Linked DNA regions of Homo sapiens: regions 1, 2 and 3 are each linked to region 4. A link is a contact called in ENCODE Hi-C or POLR2A ChIA-PET data. All regions are on one chromosome and are shown on one strand. The core of a region is the stretch at or near the end of the contact, and the rest is flanking DNA. Distances in the headings are between cores, read along the strand shown.

Region 1 (2,956 bases), core at 94-2,593, 640 kb before region 4:
CAGGCTGAAATAAACACTTTTTGTTTCTGTTGATACAGTGAGGACAAAACATTTCAGCTAGTTATTTGTGAGGAGAGGAATGGAGATTTGGACAGCCTGTGTCTGGCACTGTCATAGCTAAACAAGGTAGGCATCCCTGAGTCTTATCTAACTCATATGGGGGAGTAGCTATTTTTTTAGAACACAAAAAGATGAAGGGATTTCCTAACCTTCAGGTTAAGTTCAACATTATCAAATAAAATGGCATTATTTTCTACTCAGATTCCCATTAAGGAATAAAAGTGTTAGTATTCTTTGGGTGTCAATGGCAACACTATTTGAGTTTCATTTCAACACCCAGGTGTCATCATTCACTCTGACACACCCACATTCAGTGATAGGACAAGGACTCTAGTATTTTTACGTTTATGGAACAGAAGTGGTTGCCATATGCTAAAATTGTTGCTGAAAAGTATACCGCAAGTAGAAGAACTTAGGTTATGCAAACGGAAGATATGCTTCAAATCAGCAGTTTGAAAACTGTAGTTTTAATGTTACTAACTTAGGATAACAAGGGGAAGCAACCTTAGAGGTTTCTCAACTTAAGACTAGAAAAAGATGTTATTTTTTTCTTCTTCTTCTTTTTTTTGTTTTTTTTTTTTTTTTGAGACAGAGTCTCAGCTGCAGCCATGAGCTCTTGGGCCCAAGTAATCCTCCTACCTCAGCCTCCCAAGTAATTGGAACCACAGGTGTGCACCACTGATGCAGGAGTTAAAAAGGAATTATTTAGGCAGATAATGGGGGTAAGGAAGTCCTCCGTAAGGTTTTCCTTTTAATGAAAAGCAGCCCTGCCGGGCGCGGTGGCTCACACTTGTAATCCCAGCACTCTGGGAGGCCGAGGCGGGCGGATCATCTGAGGTCGGGGGTTTGAGACCAGCCTGACCAATGTGGAGAAAACCCGTCTCTACTAAAAATACAAAAACTTGGCCAGGCTTGGTGGCACATGCCTGTAATCCCAGCTACTCCGGAGGCTGAGGTAGGAGAATCGCTTGAACCCGGGAGGCTGAGGTTGAAGTGAGACGAGATTGCACCACTGCACTCCAGCCCAGGCAATAAGGGCAAAACTCCATCTCAAAAAAAAAAAAAAAAAAAAAAAAGGCAGCCCCAAAATAATTTTCTTTTCTAACAAACAGCAGCCTGTAAAATTGAGCTGCAGACATAGACAAGCAAGCTAGAAGCTTGCACAGGTGAATGCCAGCAGCTGTGCCAATAGGAAAAGGCTACCGGGGACTAGGCATGTTCAGAACAGTGGCTCCATGTTCCCTTCTCTTTGCCAGTCACGTGTGCAGCAAGGAGCGGACAACACGGCGCCGGCCAAGTGGAAAGTCCATTTGCATAATAAGATTAGGGTGCATTGGCCAGCCTTCCCCATGCTCTATGTAAACATCACACCTGGTATAACCAATCTGTGGTTATGTAAATCGGACACTGCCTCCTTCAGCCTGCCTATAAAATCCGGTGCACTCCCATTCCAGCCCAGAATTCCCATTCGGGGGCTCCTGTCTCTTGCAAGAGACAGAGCTGTTCTCCTTTCTCTTTCTTTATCTATTTATTTATTTATTTATTTTTATTTTTGAGACGGAGTCTCGCTCTGCCGCCCAGGCTGGAGGGCAGTGGTGCGATCTCGGCTCACTGCAAGCTCCGCCTCCCGGGTTCAGGCCATTCTCCTGCCTCAGCCTCCGGAGTAGCTGGGACTACAGGCGCCTGCCACCACGCCCGGCTAAAATTTTGTATTTTTAGTAGAGACGGGGTTTCACCATGTTAGCCAGGATGGTCTCGATCTCCCGACCTCGTGATCCACACCTCGGCCTCCCAAAGTGCTGGGATTACAGGCGTGAGCCACTGCTCCCGGCCTTTCTTTGCCTATTAAACCTCTGCTCCTAAACTCCTTGTGTGTGTTCATGTCCTTAATCTTCTTGACGCAAGACGAGTAACAGCGGGTATTTGCCCCAGATAAGGATGCCACTTCACCACCACACATGGCTAATTTTATTTATTTTATTGAATAACTTTTAGTAAGAAACCTCACCTGGATTTTTAAAACAAAATTTTGTTTAATATCTTTTTTTTTTTTTTTTTTTTTTTGAGACGGAGTTTCGCTCTTGTTGCCCAGGCTGGAGTGCAATGGCATGATCTCTATCATGGCTCACTGCCACCTCCACCTCCCGGGTTCAAGCAGTTCTCCTGCCTCAGCCTCCTGAGTAGCTGGGATTACAGGTGCCCGCCACCACGCCTGGCTAATTTTGTATTTTTAGTAGAGATGAGGTTTCTCCATATTGGTCAGGCTGTTCTCCAACTCCTGACATCAGGTGATCTGCCCACCTCAGCCTCCTAAAGTGCTGGGATTACAGGCATAAGCCACCATGCCTGGCCCTTTAATATCTTTTAGTAAGAACATTTTTAATTTTTTTGTATTTTTTACTTATTTTTTTGTTTGTTTTTTTGAGGGAGGGTCTTGCTCTGTTGCCCAGGCTGGAGTACAATGGCACCGTTACAGCTCACTGCTGCCTCAACCACCTGGACTCAAGTGATCCTCCTGAGTAGCTGGGACTATAGGTATGTGCCACCATGCCTGGCTAATTTTCTTTTTGTATTTTTAAATAGAAACAGGGTTTGGCCATATTGCCCAGGCTGGTCTCAAACTCCTGAGCTCAAGGGATCTTCCTGCCTTGGTCTCCCAAAGTGCTGGGATTACAGGCATGCTCCACTGTGCCCAGCCTATTTTTCTTATTTGTAGGGATGGGGTCCCGCTATGTTGCCCAGACTGATCACAAACTCCTGAGCTCAAGTGATTCTCCCACCTCAGCCTCCCAACGTGCTGGGATTACAGGCGTGAGCCACTACACCTGGCCAAAAGCTGATTATTTTAACCATCAAATCAAGAGACAGACATCATATCCACAAGCAAGAATATGTA
Region 2 (2,700 bases), core at 44-2,543, 920 kb before region 4:
TTTTTTTGAGACAAGGTCTCACTCTGTCACCCACGCTAGAGTGCAGTGGCACAGTCACAGCACACTGTAGCCTCGACCTCCCTGGCTGAAGCAATCCTCCCATTTCAGCCTCCCAAGTGGCTGGGATTACAGGCATGCACCACCACACCTAGCTAATTTTTGTAGTTTTTGTAAAGACAGTGCTTCACTATGTTACCCAGGGTGGTCTTGAACTCCTAGGCTCAAGGGATCCTTGCCGCCTGGACCTCCCAAAGTGCTGGGATTACAAGTGTGAGCCCCTGCATCCAGCCTCCTACCTCCCTACTTATAGCCCAGTTCCAACCCCAAGGCACACAGTATTCCACAATCACACTCTGCACTCATAACCTTTCCATAAGTTTAAAAAAAAAAAAAAACCGACTTGCCCTCTGATAATGTGGTGATTGATTATCCTGTCTACTAAAGGGTTAAGGGGTTATCTCTAGGAAGAACATATTTATATTATTAAAAAATACTTCATAGTGACAATAACAAAATGGCTTCATCCAATTGCATAATTTTAATAGGAATTTCCAGCATAAAACAAGCAAATTATCTGAAGACTCTATTGACACCTAATCTACTTTCACAGGATCATAAAAACAAGCCTTTATCAACAGATTAAAAAAAAAAAAAAACGTGGCTGAGCACAATGGCTCACACCTATAATCCCAACACTTTTGGAGGTTGAGGTGGGAAGATCAACACAGAAAGACCTCCGTCTCTACAAAAAAAAAAAAAAAATTACAGCATCCTAATAAAAAGATAAAATGTCTAATTCTGAAATTTTGACAATCTACATTGCTTGCTTGTACCATTAATGCACCCTGATATTACAAAGGTGACCAAGCAATAGCTTCTGAGCCATTTTTTACCCCACCCTGAAGTCCAAAGCAAGCATAGCATGCAGATGACAACATTTCTTTGAAAAAAGCCAAGTGGGGCAAGTTCAAGAGAGACCACTCTGAATGACATTCATCTAGATTCCAGAAACTCTCATATTACATAAATCTGCAAAAACACGCACCAGGCTCTCTTTGAGAATGGAGAGTACACATAAAAATGCGTAAGTTTCAAATTTCTGATAAAACCAGATGTCTTATGTATAGATTGTTCATAGACCCAGATGGGCCAGAAGAACCTCATTCATACAACTCTCACAAGTTTTCAGAATCTATCCTCTATTGAAAATATCATGATCTCCTACAGACAATACACTCTTTCAGGATCTTGACTATAAGCAATGTCAAAATACACTTGTTAATTAATGAATGAATAACCCAAAATAAACAAGAGTCACTGAAGACAGGTCAGGTATTAGAAAAAGATACGCATTCTAAAGAGCCATTTCCTGTTTCACAATAAATAGTTTCTGAAAATCTTGAATGAGTCATCCCTTCCCAGTCATATCATGTATACATAATAATAGTAAAAACTTAGTAAGCACTTACTCTGTGGCAGTCACTATTATAAGGAGTTTACATGTATTAACTCCTTTAATCCTTTCTACAATGCTGTGAGGTAGGTATTACCAACCTTATTTTTACATATAAAAATTGGCCCAAAGATATTTAGCAACTTGCCCACCATCACACAGCTGGAAAGGGGGCCCTGCTGAGCTTCAGACCTCCACAATCTGGCACCTGTACACTATCCCACCTCTGCTAAAGACTAATGAGAGCTGGCTTATCACTACTGATCATTTTTGTTTTCATCTAATATCTACAACGTACACTGGAGGGACCATCTGGAAGGGTTAATCTTCCTAATCTTCCTAACAGACTCTTTAACATAGATTGAGGAAGACAAGCATTCTGTCATCTATCTCCTCTTTGTACCAAGCAAAATGCAACTACCAAGGGTTAGAAAGATTCTCCAGCTGGCCTGTTATTTCTGTTAATATTTAAAAGCCCCCTTAGGCTGGGCACAGTGACTCATGCCTGTCATCCCAGCACTGTTGGAGGCCAAGGCAGGTGGATCACCTGAGTCAGATGTTCAAGGCCAACCTGGCCAACATGGCAAAACCCCATCTCTACCAAAAATACAAAAATTAATCGGGCATGGTGACAGGCGCCTGTAATCCCAGCTACTCAGGAGGCTGAGGCAGGAGAATCGGCTGAACCCAGGAGGCGGAGGTTGAAATGAGCTGAGATCACGCCATTTCACTCCAGCCTGGGTGACAAGAGTGAATCTCCATCTCAAAAAAAAATAAAATAAAGGACCCCTTTACATTAGTGTTAAGTCTCTCAAAAGATGATTCAAAGTCTTCTCTAACCTTCCAGCCTTCTCCTTTGCACTAAAGCTGGCTTACTTCAAGACTTCAACCTTGTTTGGATTTAATTTACTGTTCAGGAAAATGTAATGACACAGAAGTTTGGTTGTTTCATTTTGTTTTGAACACCTGACATTTGTTGAACTTGCATATGATTTGGAGTCTAACTGAGAGTTCAAACCTGTATTATCACCAGCACAGCCTAAGGTCAATTAGAAAGCCAGTTAGGTTGAATTGCTTTCAGCTAGTGATGGGACAGAAAGGAAGCATGAATAGAACAAGGAATAAACAAAGGAAAGGTGGAAGATATTTTAGACAAGAACAGCACAGAGGTGAGAGTGAGCACATTATGGGAGAAATTATAAGAAGATATGCATGTCTAGGGCATGGAAGACAGGTGACTAGAAAGA
Region 3 (3,008 bases), core at 263-2,762, 750 kb before region 4:
AGGTGAAAAAGCTGATGCTGACTTGTCCAGTCAAAGGTCAGTAACTGGTGCCTACTGCGATGTCTTTCCTCTAGATCATTTTACCTTGGTAACAATCGATTAATTCACTTCTAGGTGTGTTTTATTGACTTTTTTTTTTCTCTTTTTTGAGACGTTGTCTCACTCTGTCGCCCAGGCTGGAGTACAGTAGCACGATCTTGGCTCACTGCAACCTCTGCCTCCCGGGTTCAAGCGATTCTCCTGCCTCAGCCTCCCGAGTAGCTGGGACTACAGGCGCCCGCCACATTTTTGCATTCGTAGTAGAGACGGGGGTTTCACCATGTTGACCAGGCTGGTCTCGAACTCCTGACCTCGTGATCCGCCCGCCTCGGCCTCCCAAAGTGCTGGGATTACTGGCGTGAGCCACCGCGCCCAGGCTTTTATTGACTTTAAATAATTTCAAATTAATAAAGAAAACGGCCGGGCACGGTGGCTCACGCCTGTAATCCCAGCACTTTGGGAGGCAGAGGCGAGTGGATCACCTGAAGTCAGGAGTTCGAGACCGGCCTGACCAGTATGGTGAAATCCCGTCTCTACTAAAAATACAAAAATTAGCCGGGCGTGGTGCCAGGCGCCTATAATCCCGGCTACTCGGGAGGCTGAGGCTGGAGAATCGCTTGAACCCGGGGGGCGGAGGTTGCAGTAAGCCGAGATCGCCCCACTGCACTCCAGCCTGCGCGACAGCCTGAGACTCCATCTCAAAAAAAAAAAAAAAAAAGAAAAAGAAAAAGAAAAACAAAAAAGAAAACAGGAGCAACATTTTACAAATTATACCATCTTTTAATTTTACATCCATGGAAGCTGAATGCCACAATTTGTCAGAGACAAGCTAAAGAAAACACAAGAATGAGTAATGTCTAACACTGCTTCGCGTGAAAATGAGAACACTCACAGTACCTACCTCTTTAGATAGCCATGTGGTTTAAATGATATAATAGACCAGTTGCTGGTATCATACCACATCCCATACTACGGGTCGTCTCTTCCCAAGTGAAAATCTGCTTTCTGGCCTACAAAAGGATTATACTAAACCCTTTTAGTGGTGGGGAGAGTATCCGTGGAGAGGAAAGAGCAGGAGGAAACAGGTCTTTCCCTGAAAATGAGCAAGGGCGTTTGGCTTTTATTGAAAAACGCCCCAGAGGAAGTACTGGGAACTGCACCGGCAACAGCAGCCTGACCCGCAGAAGTTTCTTTGGCCAGGGCCAGCACAGGTTTGACCTGGTGGCTCCGACGGCGGAGCGAGACTGCCAACACGTGCACACTCCGTCCAGACCTCCCACTTCCCTCCGCGCTCCCGCGATAGCTGTCCAGCAACTCTAGCTTTCTAGACTCAACCACGGCGTCGCCGCTCGTCGAGAGGGCTGCCCATCCCGGGGACCCGCCCAGCCTGGCCCAGCAAAATGTACCTTAGTAGCCTCAACCTGTACCGGAGAAAACGCAGGCTGCGCGGCGGCTTAGAGCGGTCAAGTGGAACCCCGCCTCGACCTCTCTGATTGGGTAATGCGCACAAGAAAATCAAGAGGATTGGTCGGCTGCAGAGAGGCGGCCCGTAACGCGACGCGAAAGAAGTGGGGCATAGCGGCCCGGGGAATTCTTGCTAGCTTCCGATTGGACGAAAGCAGAACGCCTGCCCCTTCGTAGACCCAGCGTACGTACAACGCTCACACCACCACGCCGTACGCTGCGTTAGCGGAAGTTTAATGGCCCCATTGGTGGGATGCGTGGCCAATAAAGGGCAAGAATAAGGCGGATTCCGCCTTCCTCGTGGCTGACTGGATGCATCCGCTGGTACTGATTTACGTGAGTTTCAGCATTTAGACGTTCCGAGTTTCCACCGAGCCAGAGTTGGGTAGAGAGTTATTAAGATGACTAGGAGACTAATGCGGGGAGAAATAATTTAGTAGTTAGACTCAGGCCCTGAAACTACCACTCGTGTTCAGAAAGTCTACGTAATACCTTATTGTTTTCACGCGAAGAAACCAGCCCTTCAGGCCGGGCTGAATGTGGTTTAGGGATTCTCTGGCTGTCATTGGGTGAAAAAGCGATCAGTTTGAAGGTAGCTCCGCCTGGGCTCTAGGGAACTCTGGGATTTGTAGTCCGGAACTTTCGAGTCCTGTAGCTTTAAATGTGGTTGTTGCTACTGAGTTCTTTCATGTTGTTAATAACACCCATTGACATTTATTGTGGTTTGTTGGACTTTTTATCCTTTCGTTTATCAGCAGCATTAAAGACAACATTTAAGAAATGTGTAAACACTGCATGTATGTTCGTAAACAATAAATGTTAGTGTTTCCAACAATTTACTGCTGTGCCTAGCTGTATACTATATGTTCATGCTTACTGTACTAAGTAGATACTAAAATTATTTGTTTCTAAAACTTTTGCTGTTACAACAAAACAGTCTGATTTTCATATTAGTGTCCATTTACGATTATTTGAACCCTACATTTAGCAATTATGTGTACTGTGATGGCATAGGTAGCAGCTGCTTACATGAATCAAGTGTTGTTATGACATGAAGCAGAACTGGCTGCTATCTTCACAGGAAAATAGGGCTATGCTTAAAATGTCAAGCAAGACCACCATCAGGAGGAATACACATTGTATATTATTAAAGACTGTATTATAGTGTCTATTTTCAGCCTTTATTAAAACAGTTTTAGGACAGGCTTTTCCTGAGTCTATAGAATCCTGAACTCTTCTGTGAGCTAATTTAGCGGTATTTCATTTTTGTGTCTAGCAAAAGTAAAACCATTAATAAATACCAAAAACTTGCTGAGTAGACTTTTCGCTTTCGAAAAATTTTAATATTTTTTTCCTATTTTACATGTAATACAAACTTTCGACTGTAGAAGAAAAAAACATGATTTCGGATGTATGTAATACTTCTACACTTCTAGATTAAAATTAAGTACACTTTACAGAATTAAAGCTAAGCAAAAACTGCGTTCATTACTGATGCTTGTAAT
Region 4 (2,729 bases), core at 115-2,614:
AAATACAAAAATTAGCCGGGCGTGGTGGCGGGCTAATTAGGTGGTGCCTGTAATCCCAGCTACTCGGGAGGCTGAGGCAGAGAACTGCTTGAACCCGGGAAGCGGAGGTTGCAGTGAGCCAAAATCGTGCCACTGCACTCCAGCCTGGGCGACAGAATGAGACTCCGTCTCAAACAAACAAACAAAAAAAGTTTTAGATGAGCTCTGCCAGTAGTAAACGGCTTGTAAAAGAAACCCGGTATCTGGTCAAGTCCTAAGTGACCTGAACCACGCATCTTCAGGACTCTACTGGGATGACTGTAACCTGAACGCGGTTCCTAGAGCAGAGCAAGCATATTCCTTGGACTCAGTAACACAAGGGGCCAGTCCTCTCCAGCATCCCAGCTGCCACCGCCCTGTCAGGCTCCCCAGGCAATTGTCCATCTTACTCCTTCTCCAGCGTGGACGCTTAAGGGGAGGGAGCATCCCTCCTCGAGGGTCAACTGGCATGTAGCTTACGAAGACCGCGTGAGTTCTCCAACCCCAGACTTGCTGCGGGGCGGGGACGTGGGGGTGACAAAATCCAGACTACGACCCTCCATGAGCCCTGGCAACCCCGGGGTGACCCCAACACCGATGAGGCCACGCGCGCTCCAGCTCTGACACTCCTTCCAGATCGGCGGGGCCTGAAACAGCGGGCTAAGCTTCACCTACGGCTGAGCGTCAGATTCAGCTGAGGAGATTCTAAAAGCGCTATGCTGGGCCCAGACCCAGGCCCTCCAGAGCAGAACGCGGAGGGGCCCGACCCCAGTCTGGTGGCGTAGGTGTGTGACAAAGTATGAGGGCGCGCCAAGCTCTCCAGTTCCACATCTGCTGTCGAGTCCAGCGCCTGCCACGCTCCCGTGCGGGGACCCGCCCAAAACTCCCTGGAAGCCAGGCGATTCAGACCCCGCCACCGCGTCCCCAGAGACTGGGCGGAAACCGGAGACTCGCCTCCCGAACCCGCGAAACTATCTCCCGCGAGACTGCCCCGCCCCAACCCCGCCCCGCAACTCTACTCCCTGATTGGCTGGAATTACGGCCGGATTCCGGAGTCCTTTCCAGCTCCCTCTTCGGCCGGGTTTCCCGCCGAATACAAAGGCGCACTGTGAACTGGCTCTTTCTTTCCGCCAATCATTTCCGCCAGCCATTCATCACCGATTTTCTTCATCTTCCCCTCCCTCTTCCGTCCCGCAGTCCCCGACCTGTTAGCTCTCGGTTAGTTAAGGGACTCGGGTCCTTCCGAACTGCGCATGCGCCACCGCGTCTGCAGGGGGAGAAGCGGGCAGGGGCGCAGGCGCAGTAGTGTGATCCCCTGGCCAGTCCCTAAGCACGTGGGTTGGGTTGTCCTGCTTGGCTGCGGAGGGAGTGGAACCTCGATATTGGTGGTGTCCATCGTGGGCAGCGGACTAATAAAGGCCATGGCGCCAGCAGAAATCCTGAACGGGAAGGAGATCTCCGCGTAAGCACCTGACATTGTTGTTGAGTGTGGGGCTGTGGACGAGGGCTCTGAGGGTGTGCAGGTCCCCCGGACCCATTTTTTGCGGGAGGGACACTTGTAGCGGAAGAGTTAGGCCCATAACACCTGAAGACCTGCAGCCAAAGAAAGAGAACCCGGGCACAACCTGCGTTTGCAAGTGGACTGCCTAGTGGCTGTAGCCGCTGGCTCCTGTGCTTCGGGGAAAAGTCCTGTGCCGACTATGCTCCCAAACGCGCAGCTGCTGGTGACTTTCTGCCGGGAGAGTGGGTAGTTGCGGCTTCCTGGAGCCCCCCTAGTCAGAACTCAGAAATCCAATCTACTTAATTCCCGTTAATTTGGAGGTGAGTAGATGGAGACTAGTGAGGTGACAAGGCTTGACAAGACTACAAGGCTGATAATGACAGAGGGTCCTTCCAGCTCATAGCTTTTCCCACTATACCATAGTCTTATCATACGCTAAGTGAAATCTAATACATTTTTCCTTTCTCTTCAATCTCGTGCTTCTCTCTAACAGCCATCTCTCTGCCCTGGTCCTAGAGTTACTTGAAACGTAATTTGGCTCCTGAGTCCTGAGAATATTCTGCATTCCACTTGACCTCTGCCTGTTCTACCCTTGCGGGACATCTGAATGCTTAATTAGTGGGTATCGTTGCCAGCTTTACTCCCAGGAAGTAACACTGGCTGCTTTTTGTCTGGGAGGTGACTGGTGAGGAAAAATGAGAGTAGAAGGAAGAGGGAAAAATATATTCCCTCTAGTAGATGAAGGAGGGAAAGATATATTCTGTGTGACCTTACTGAGTTTGCTCTTGGGACCTTTCACATCACCCGTTATGTAAGTAACTGTTGCCAGCCACAGCAGTTACTAAATTGTAATTGTCCTGTAACTCCTAACTTTGTAATAGGTTTTTGAGTGAATTACAAAGTCATCGGTGGTGAAAAGTCCGGGCCCAGTGGCTCATGCCTGTAATCCCAGCACTTTGGGAGGCCGAGGTGGGTGGATCACCTGAGGTCTGGAGTTCAAGACCAGCCTATCCAAAATGGTGAAACCCCATCTCTACTAAAAATACAAAAAATTAGCCGAGTGTGGTGGCAGGCATCTGTAATCCCAGCTACTTGGGAGGCTGAGGCAGGAGAATCACTTGAACCTGGGGGGCAGAGGTTGCAGTGAGCTGAGATGCGCCATTGCACTCCAGCCTGGGCAACAAGAGCGAAACTCCGTCTAAGAAAAAAA

What was found. Hi-C counts contacts between places; a loop is a spot of excess contacts on that map. ChIA-PET counts read pairs that join two places held with the same protein, here RNA polymerase II (POLR2A). Pooled maps may share reads with other maps.
Region 1: a pooled map shows a loop between it and region 4 (10-fold over the local background). The contact joins the enhancer-like site here to the promoter of MTHFD1 in region 4. A Hi-C loop is called at or near these places in 3 of 37 single-sample maps with no recorded cell type and 7 of 50 pooled maps. POLR2A ChIA-PET finds 5 or more read pairs at or near these places in 6 of 52 experiments (A549, Caco-2, HepG2 and 2 more).
Region 2: a loop to region 4 is called in a pooled map, with 8 times the contacts of the local background. The contact joins the enhancer-like site here to the promoter of MTHFD1 in region 4. A Hi-C loop is called at or near these places in 2 of 37 single-sample maps with no recorded cell type and 8 of 50 pooled maps.
Region 3: a loop to region 4 is called in a map of B cell, with 24 times the contacts of the local background. The contact joins the promoter of WDR89 here to the promoter of MTHFD1 in region 4. A Hi-C loop is called at or near these places in 4 of 168 maps with a recorded cell type or tissue (B cell, CD4-positive, alpha-beta memory T cell, CD8-positive, alpha-beta T cell and 1 more), 9 of 37 single-sample maps with no recorded cell type and 24 of 50 pooled maps. POLR2A ChIA-PET finds 5 or more read pairs at or near these places in 6 of 52 experiments (Caco-2, HepG2, MCF 10A and 3 more).

The regions. Positions count from the first base shown.
Region 1 is chr14:63,747,633-63,750,588 of GRCh38, forward strand. No RefSeq gene overlaps it. Among named protein-coding and RNA genes, the nearest start is that of SGPP1, 21 kb to the left of the region's middle. Within about 2 kb of position 1,344, at least 6 of the 41 ENCODE cell types and tissues checked have a DNase peak (open chromatin) inside an H3K27ac peak, as active enhancers do; they include OCI-LY7, where a contact is called at or near this core.
Region 2 is chr14:63,470,083-63,472,782 of GRCh38, forward strand. All of the region lies in intron 2 of PPP2R5E (protein phosphatase 2 regulatory subunit B'epsilon), which reads right to left. Among named protein-coding and RNA genes, the nearest start is that of PPP2R5E, 72 kb to the right of the region's middle. RefSeq lists an enhancer at 1,573-1,652. Within about 2 kb of position 1,294, at least 6 of the 41 ENCODE cell types and tissues checked have a DNase peak (open chromatin) inside an H3K27ac peak, as active enhancers do.
Region 3 is chr14:63,640,359-63,643,366 of GRCh38, forward strand. WDR89 (WD repeat domain 89) reads right to left here and starts at 1,513. Exons shown (of 3, transcript NM_080666.4): 1 at 1,446-1,513. It overlaps LOC105370532 (a long non-coding RNA gene), which reads left to right and starts at 1,703. Exons shown (of 3, transcript XR_001750790.3): 1 at 1,703-1,839. RefSeq lists enhancers at 1,101-1,760, 1,315-1,414, 1,825-2,094.
Region 4 is chr14:64,386,989-64,389,717 of GRCh38, forward strand. It overlaps MTHFD1 (methylenetetrahydrofolate dehydrogenase, cyclohydrolase and formyltetrahydrofolate synthetase 1), which reads left to right and starts at 1,365. Exons shown (of 28, transcript NM_005956.4): 1 at 1,365-1,480. The coding sequence starts at 1,440. RefSeq lists enhancers at 428-527, 548-607, 1,128-1,217.